2 separate regions of the Homo sapiens genome follow, and region 2 is linked to region 1. The links are chromatin loops, found by intact Hi-C in ENCODE. Cell type or tissue: mammary epithelial cell. All regions are shown on one strand. Each heading gives the region's core, and the rest is flanking DNA. Links, peaks and the distances in the headings are about the cores only. Region 1 overlaps LOC107984326 (a long non-coding RNA gene). Region 2 has its middle 270 kb from the start of RAG2.

Region 1 (4,399 bases), core at 158-4,157:
TGTGGCAACTGGAAAATTTAAAATTGTACATGTTGGCTGGCTCGGTGGCTCATATCTGTAATCCCAGCACTTTGGGAGGCTGAGGTGGGTGGATTGCTTGAGCCTAGGAGTTCAAGACCAGTCTGAAGTACATGGCAAAACCCTGTCTCTACAAAAAATACTGAGGTGGGAGGATCGCTTGAGCCTGGGAGGCAGAGGTTGTAGTGAGCAGAGATTGTGCCACCACACTCCAGCCTGGGTGACAAAGCAAGACACTGTCTCAAAATAATAAAAAAATTATTCATGTGGATCACATTGTATTTCTACCGGACATCATTGGACTGGACCCTGGGTCACCATCATCTCTTGAACCCACCACCCACAATAGTCCATGATTTATTTCTTAAAGTTGCAAAAGCCCCAATTTCTCTGCCTCTGTGCTTTTATTTATGCTATTCAATTTCAGCTGTCAGGTTGCCCCTCTAATCCACACACTGAAATTTTGTCCCTCTTTCAGGCCTAGCTAAAAATACAGTTACCTTTGAAAATATTTTTTAATGCCCCTCCTCAGGTTTTCCATGCTACTTTATTGATATTTCCAGTTTGGAACGTGTATTTTAGGGCTAACAAACCCCTGGCATCCATGCGGATACTGTCCTCTACTTTGTCCATAGCAGACATTGCTAATCTATCACAGCGCTGTCATAGTGAACCTGATCTTTTTATGAGAATCCCCAGTACAGCACTCCAGGCAGCTACTTTCAAAGGATCAGAGGAGAGGCATGGTTTGAAACGTTGAAGTGCATGAATAGACTGGATGCCCTAGAGGTCTAATATTAACTGTGTGAAAATTTCCTGTTCAAGTAGAACTCTCAGGGAGGGATCCAACATCATTGCTTTCAAGAGAGAATGGGTGTGAGGGGCCATATTTTTTGCATAGTATCTTTCTTTTCTTTTCTTCTGATATACCAATTAATTGTTTTACAATCGCTTTGCCATTTTCTGCATCTTTCTTTCTCTCTCTATATGTATATATATAGAATCTATATATATCAATATCTGTATCTATCTATCTATATATAACTTAGGCAATGTGACTCTTTCAAAGCCGATTGGTTGCTGAGGATTCTAGCTAAGGACTATTTTGGGATGTTGTAAGCAATGGAATACCTCCATGCTGAGACAAAGCTCTTCAGTGGTACAAACATAGGAAGCCTCTCTTTTTATCCCTTTTGTTATAAAGGTTGTCTTGGTGATGGGAAAGGTTAGAGTTGGAAGAAAACTGGAGAAGAGAAAACAGTTTTATAAAAGTTTCTTTTTCTCAACCAGGAAGGAAGAAGTATTACTTCTTTCTTCCTGTGGAGTGGGTATTATGTGATTAACATAATTCCCCAACTTTCTTGAGCTAATCATTCATTGCTGATCTTGAACTCCTGGCTTTAAGCAATCCTCCTGCCTTGGTCTCCCAAAGCACTGAGATTACAGGCATGAGCCACCACACCTGGCCTTGTTTTATTTTTCTTTTGTATTTGTGTGACTGATACAGGAGAGGAAGAAATGCCAGGCGCTCTGGCTAAACATCACCACCAAAACCTTTAATACAGATAAAAAGACAACAGCATTACATGATTTGCTTTCAAGGAATGTGAAATCTAGTTGATGAAGTGAGATAAGCAGAAGACAAATTACAGAAGAGTGAAATAACAGGGTGACAGAGCAATAGAATGGATGGATTAGGAAATAATGTTGCCCAACACGTGATGCAGAAACTAAGTGCTATGGCTCATCAGAGAGGAATATCCCTGTTGGGAGGAGTACAGATTTTAACATGAGTGTGCCCTTCTTCAGGAACTCATGCCAAAAGACACATCATAGGTGACACAGTATTGTGGTAATAAAGCCCAGCTCTTGGCCAGTATTAAAGTCAGACCCACTGGATTCCCAGTGTATTGATGCCTTAAAATCCAGTGAGAGGATGCTGGCTCTGGACTTACAGGGCTGTTGGAGAATAATAGAAAGAGAGAATGTTTCTTCTGTTCAGTGAAGAAAAGTGTTTTTTGGCAGATGGAGAAGAGAGGGAAAACCATGTTGGCTACAGGAATCAGATACAGGATTTTTTCTCCTTCAGCTTTCTGGCTTAGCTCTGGCCTCATCAGAACACAGGCCCTTTTCCCTGCTTACTTCCCAAACAATTCTGGCCAAAGGGAAGAGTCTCTGTTAGATTATATCTGGGATGAAGCAGAGCAGAGACACTTATTCCTGAGTGGAATAAGATTCATGATGCCAGGGGTGGGAAGGAACCTGATGTCTTTGGAGATATGACATAGCCTCATAGGAATGTTTCTGTAACCACTGTAGCTGAACTGACAGGGACAATGCCAAGACACGCATAAGAAAACCCAGTAATTAATCTATGGAGACACCTTTGCAACAGATCAAATTCAAGATAAGGTATCTCATGGCATTTCAATTCTGTTTAAAACTGGTATAAAATTGGCATCAGAAAATGACCTCTTTGATGCCAGGGAAGGTCCATAATGCTACTGTGAGCTGCCCCCCTCTCATCAATCTGCCTTAGTCTGTTTTTTCTTTTTAAAAATTTTACTGAATTTTAATTTTTTTCAGCACTGGACTTGAACTGGGGCACAGAAGTTATGAACACTCCCAATGATAAGTGGGGATATCTAGAAACTCAGCCAATGTTATTCTATGTTTTCTAAATCATATGGAAAACATGAAATTCTACATGGACTCCTAAAGAAAGAATTAGATCTGAGTTCAGTTTTTTTTCTTTTTGTATAAACCACTTCTTTTCTCTGCACATCATAAAACAATTAGCCCCATGAAACAATGATATCTATCATTTATTGAGCATTTTAAAAGCACTAACGACAGCATTTAAGTACTTTATACTCATTACCTTGGTCCATCTCCAAAATAACCCCATGAGGTATGTGCAATCATCATTGCAATTTTAAAGGCAAAGAGTGGAGATTTAAGTAAGATTAGGTAATTTGCTCAAGGCAGTTAGTAGCAGAGCCAGATTCAAACTTACGTAGTCTTACTACAAAATCCACACTCTCCACATCTATGTTATACTGTTTCAACTAAAGACTTCCCCAGCTCCCTTTCAACAATAAATGTCAACGATCCTGTGAGTATTTATTTCATTGGGTATTGATAGCAACTACTTTCAGAGCCATGAGGTCTGGGGGATGGTTTTTTCTGACTTGGTTCTCACATTTTATATTTTTTTGAGTTATTCTAATTTGGTGTAGCATAACAAGACATGCAGTCTACTAATATTCACTAATATTTACTTTGTGTTTCAAAGTTAAGAAAAAAAAAAACCTCTTGTCCATGGAATTTGTCCATAGAATTTTTCATTTCATCTTTACAGCAGGCTGTTGGATTAGGAAGTAGGCAAGGTAAATGTTACTATCCTTATTTTGTAAGGGCTTAGAGAGTTAAAACATTTAGCTAAGGTTGCTCAGCTAGTCAATATTGGAGCCAGGAGTGGAATCCTGGTTTTCCTAGCATATTGTGTTACGTTGTTTTGGGATTCTAGGAAAATCCATCTTGTCCTCCTAGATGATGTCCTGGAACACAAGGTAAGAACTTGGAGAAAACCCCTGCCATTATTTCTTCTGAATACTGCGAAAATTCCTTTTCTGCAGTGTCTCAAATGTATTTGAGAGCTTCTGTGTACTCTTGTAGGACAGAATTCCATGAAGCTTAACTGGTATTTGCCAGGTGGCTGAGCCCTGGATGAGAAGCATACAGCACAGGGAAAATGAACTAGAGTAAAACAGCTACATCACAAAGGAGTCCTGATGCAGATTTTTCCTAGGCAGACGCTCCATTGTTCTGTAATGTCCCTTGTTTGTGGGGTGGGCATTGGCCATTTAGCCAGACAGCTTAAGCATGGCAGTGGGGTGGGGGGGTGGGGTGGGGCGCGGGCATCTAAACACAGCCTAGTTACCTTTCTTTGATCACAAGGAGAAACAAGGGTATCAAATACCAGAATACCTGATCGCTGGACAGCATCTCACTGATGGGTTTGCTGACCCAGGCAGCCTCATTGTCATTTTTGAGACACACTTTGTGCTTTCCTCCCACAGATGTGGCTGGAGGCTAAGCATGCATTTCCACCAGACCCTCACTCTGTGGTTTTGGAGATGGGCAAATATTCCTCCTGGATCACCTGCAAACACTCCAGGGCAGCTGGTGTTCATCCCAGATGTCTCATTCCCTGGAAAGTGGTCATTTCATCCATCAAAAATAGCAGAGACAGCAGTGCAACCTGAGGATTTGCCCCAACGATGTCTGTGCTAAGGATTTGCCAGGACTCACACTGCAGTTTGACTGAGCAGATTAGTGAGGATGATTCAAACCCAAATCTGATAGTACCCAAGAGGAT
Region 2 (4,399 bases), core at 143-4,142, 93 kb after region 1:
TGAGAGGGATCCAGAGACCAGTGATTAAAGGCACATGCTGAGGGCCCTGGGAATGCTGATTTCAGGAACTCTGGGATGCAAAATGAGTGTCAAAATTGAGGCACAAATCTTTGCTGGCTTGCTGAGAGGAAGTTACTTCTACTCAGCTGTGTAAACAACAACCATATTGGAAATGTCAGAAGGAATGAAATCCTTTTTTGGAGAGGGGCTATTACAAAGACAGCACTAATAGTAAAATTAGAAACGCATTAGCTTTGTTGTATGAGGTCTGTGACAGCATCAATTTTTGGCACCAGAGCAGTCTCTTATGCACATAGGGATAGAACAGTTGACAGGTTTATGATCTTCCCCCATAAAATGGTTATTGCCTCTTGATTCCTCTACCTATATGTCACACAGTTCATAAATTGATTTACAAATCTCATAATAACAAATGCCTATTCTGATCAGCCTGTCAGCCTTTTTAATATTTATATAATTTTCTTTGAAAGAGCTTAGTGAAGTTATTTCCTGGTGTTGGAGGCTGGGGCAGTGATGGTGTAGGGTAACTCAGAGAAGCCTGTGGAGACTGACGGACAGATTTAGTGGCCACTGAGAAAAACAATTGGGTTATACTTGAGAGATGCACTGTGATGAAATGTAACACTGTCACTTCTTTGATCTTGACAGTTTTTGGGAAAGCTATTGAATGCTATGCCAAAAGTATGACTGTGGTGATATTTGGATTGCAGGGGCCTATGGAGTAGGAACTTGTACTCATCAAGGGCAAAACAATTTAAAAAGGGTATTAGCCATGTCAAGTCTCATGTAACCAGCTTGCTGTGTATTTCACATCATGGTGCAAAAAATTATACAGGGCATATGTAGGAAGTCAGGCCAGAGGAAGTACTCAGGGATGTTTAATTTAGAACATTTTGAAGCCAAAGATTTGGAATTCTGTTTCAGACATGTTTCTTGTACTGTTCATGTGTTCCATCATTCATAACTTTGTAATGGGAGGGGCTGCATTATTAGGTGTTTTTTTTTCTTTCTTTTTTTTTTTTTTTAAATGGAGTCTTGCTCTGTCACCCAGGCTGGAGTGCAATGGCACAATCCTTGGCTCACTGCAACCTCTGCCTCCCAGGTTCAAGCAATTCTCCTGCCTCAGTCTCTCAAGTAGCTGGGATTACAAGCACCCACCACCATGCCCAGCTTATTTTTGTATTTTTAGTAGAGATGGGGTTTCATCACGTAGATCAGGCTGGTCTCTAACTCCTGAGCTCAGGTGATCCACCTGCCTCAGCCTCCCAAAGTGCTGAAATTACAGGTGTGAGCCACTGTGCCTGGACTGCATTATTAGTTTTTTAGGGCAGATAAACGTCATTTGACAGGGATGCATCAATATGCAATATTCATTATCCTATCTGCTTATAGTAGCAGGAAATGCAGTTTTTCCTCTGAGAATTCTCTTCTCATAATAAATACAAGAACCTCAGGATGCTAACTTAATCCAGATTGTCAGTCCAAGTTCAGTCTTTCTGACCACAGGCCTGTTCTCTACTGTGCATGCAACTGCTGCCTAGTGCTTCATAGAAAGGCAGACTACCGCGAGGGCCACTCCACAGGGTTTGAGGGAAGACTGACGTGTGGCAGAATGTGAAAAGGATTGGAAGAAAAATCTGTCCTGAGTAATACTCAGGGACAGGTGCCTAATGAGAGCCTTGACTCAGGAGAACAGTTTCTCTAGCCAGACTTTTCAATTAGCTCAACACATTGCCTGAGAGTTATAAGTACATATGTTGTTCAAATATATGGTTTGGCAATGGTCTGAGGTTAGCTTTTTGGCAAATCCAAAAACAATGTCTTGGCACAGATTTATTGTGATTTTATCTCAAGAGACTTGTTAGATAATTTCTGCTAATAGGCCTCAATTGGGGCACCCTAGGTCTTCCCCCACATATTTTGATGTTTGGATACCTTTGAACCTTAGAGGGAAGAGATTAATCTTGATACGACCTCTCAGAGACCCTTTCTGCTCTTATGCACATTTTCATCCCTTCTTGCAAACTTCAGGCTTCACATTTCAGTTAGTAGAGAGGAAAGGTGAAATGCCATCCATCAACAGAGCTGGATTCTACCCTCCCTTCAAAATAAAGGGCAGAGGAGTCCTGCTTTGCTAGTCATTCACCTACATCTGCTGTGTGCCCAAGGTTCTGTTAGGGCACAGTTGTTGGCAAACTAAATAATGTTTTATTGGAACATAGCCAAGCCTATTCCCTTACTATTGTATATAGCTGCTTTTACGCCACAGTGGCAGAGGTAAGTAGTTGTTACGAAGCCCACGTGTGACCTGCAAAGCCTAAAATATTTACTATTTGGCTTTTTGCAGAAAAAAGCTTGGACTCTTGTGTTAGGGACTGGGCATTCAGAAATGAAAACACATTACTGTCCTCACAGGGGAGCCAGCATCCTGAGAGTTATAATGGAATGAAGAACCCAGAGTGCTTGTAAGATAGAACATAGAGTGTTACCTCTGCCTCGGGCCTGGGAAAGGTTCCCCAAGGAGGCCACATTTAACCTGAGTCTTGAATTTAGACTCAGCTTTCAACATGTGGAAAAACGTGAGGCATGCAAGAGAGCATCCAGGCGGTAAGAATACTTTGTGCAATGGCAGGAATGATCGTATCATTCTGGGGAAACTCAGGTGGCTGGAATGTAGGTGTGGAGGGTGATGAAGCTGGAGGTGAGCTGCAGGTTGATCAGCACACTTGGCTAGTACTAGCAGAGAGCTTTGGAAGCTGCACGTGGGCTTTTGATGGGTTCAGGCAAGTGGAGGAGGAATTTTAGCAGTGACATTGGATCTGTCCTTTGGAAAGATTGCAACTTCTGCTAGATTGCAAAGGAGCAAGACTAGAGCCAGGGAAACATTAAAAGACCTGCTTAGGCTGGGCATGGTGGCTCACGCCTGTAATCCCAGCACTTTGGGAGGCCAAGATGGGTGGATCACTTGATGTCAGGAGTTCAAGACCAGCCTGGCCAACATGGTGAAACCCCATCTCTACTAAAAATACAAAAATGAACTGGGCGTGGTGGAGGGCACCTGTAATCCCAGCTACTTGGGAGGCTGAGGCAGGAGAATTGCTTGAACCTGGGAGGCGGAGTATGCAGTGACCAAGATTGCATCATTATACTCCAACCTGTGAGACAGGAGTGAAACTCAGTCTCAAAAAAAAAAAAAAAAGATCTACTTAAAATATATGCATTCTCTGTTGTTCAAAGGCATCTCAGTTGCCTCCTTCAAATAAGTTATCTGTTACACTGATACTGTGTCCTGGTTGTAAGTACTTTAGTGCCAGGTATGATGGTTAATTTTACATGTCAACTTGATGGGACATGAGGTGCCCAGATTAAATATTATTTCTTGGTATGTCTGTGAGAGTGTTTTCAGGTGAGATCAGCATTTGAAACAGTGGGCTGAGGAAAGCAAATGGTCCTCCCCAGTGTAGGTGGGCATGATCCAATCCATTGAGGGCCTGAATAGAGCAAAATTTGGAGGAAGGGGGAATTTACTCTCTCTGCCTGACTACTTGAGCTGGAACATCAGCCTTCTTTAACTGGAACTTACATCATAAGCTCTCTGGTTCTCAGAACTATACCACTGGCTTCCTGGGTCTTCTGATAATGGGACTTCTCAGGCTTCATAATCATGTGAGCCAATTCCTTATAATAAATTACATATCTATTTATCTCATTAGTTCTGTTTCTCTGTAGAGCCACAACTAATACACCAGGTTTGTTTGCATTCAAAGCAAGGGCCCTCAAAAGCACTATTCTAATGGGTCTTTCTATTGAATTAAGTCTCAGCAAAGAGACCTTCTCCATGAAGCTATCTCCTTCCTTGCCAAGGCATATTGCGTACATTCCTATTTTATATTTATTTTATTTTGCTCTAATTATGATTACTCACACCTTACTTACCACAATGCCAAGTGCATAGGAGGTACTCAGGTTTATATTTGATGATTGGAAGAATGACAGAGTGTGGCTAAGCACTGTCTTGGTGGTCTGTGGAGCCAAACTGGGTAATAGGAGAGTTCAGAGACACTGTCAAATGTGCCCCAAGGGGTAGGAGCTCTCCTACCCACGGGGTAGGACAAAGGTTAAGTGAAGTACAGAAATTATGTCATTCTTAGTTCTCTCCTTTGAGTCCCCTTACCCTGTCCCCCAACCACCACCACCACAAAAAGGTACTGAAGAAAATCTGCTTGACTATGTAGGACTCATTAAAAGTCATTTGCAATTTGATTGACATACTCTGGTTGGATCCCATTTCTTTCTCTTTTTATTTTGGAAGATCTGCATCTTATTTTTGTGCTACCAGCAAGTTTCTCATGTTCACTTGCATGGACATCTGTGTGGT

Evidence for each region. A loop is a pair of places that touch in the nucleus more often than their neighbours do. Peaks named below come from ENCODE experiments on the same cell type or tissue, not always from the same donor. Only the 100,000 strongest peaks of a DNase experiment are listed, where the experiment ranks them.
Region 2: a loop joins it to region 1, with 12 times the contacts of the local background. A loop is called at or near these places in 1 of 110 quality-filtered maps.

What each region holds. Positions count from the first base shown.
Region 1 is chr11:36,773,054-36,777,452 of GRCh38, forward strand. All of the region lies in intron 3 of LOC107984326 (a long non-coding RNA gene), which reads left to right. Among named protein-coding and RNA genes, the nearest start is that of RAG2, 180 kb to the left of the region's middle. In mammary epithelial cell, for the core only: no CTCF peak of the experiment used is centred there; DNase peaks (open chromatin) are centred at 1,708 and 2,318; H3K27ac peaks cover 1,001 bases.
Region 2 is chr11:36,865,902-36,870,300 of GRCh38, forward strand. No RefSeq gene overlaps it. Among named protein-coding and RNA genes, the nearest start is that of RAG2, 270 kb to the left of the region's middle. In mammary epithelial cell, for the core only: no CTCF peak of the experiment used is centred there; no DNase peak of the experiment used is centred there.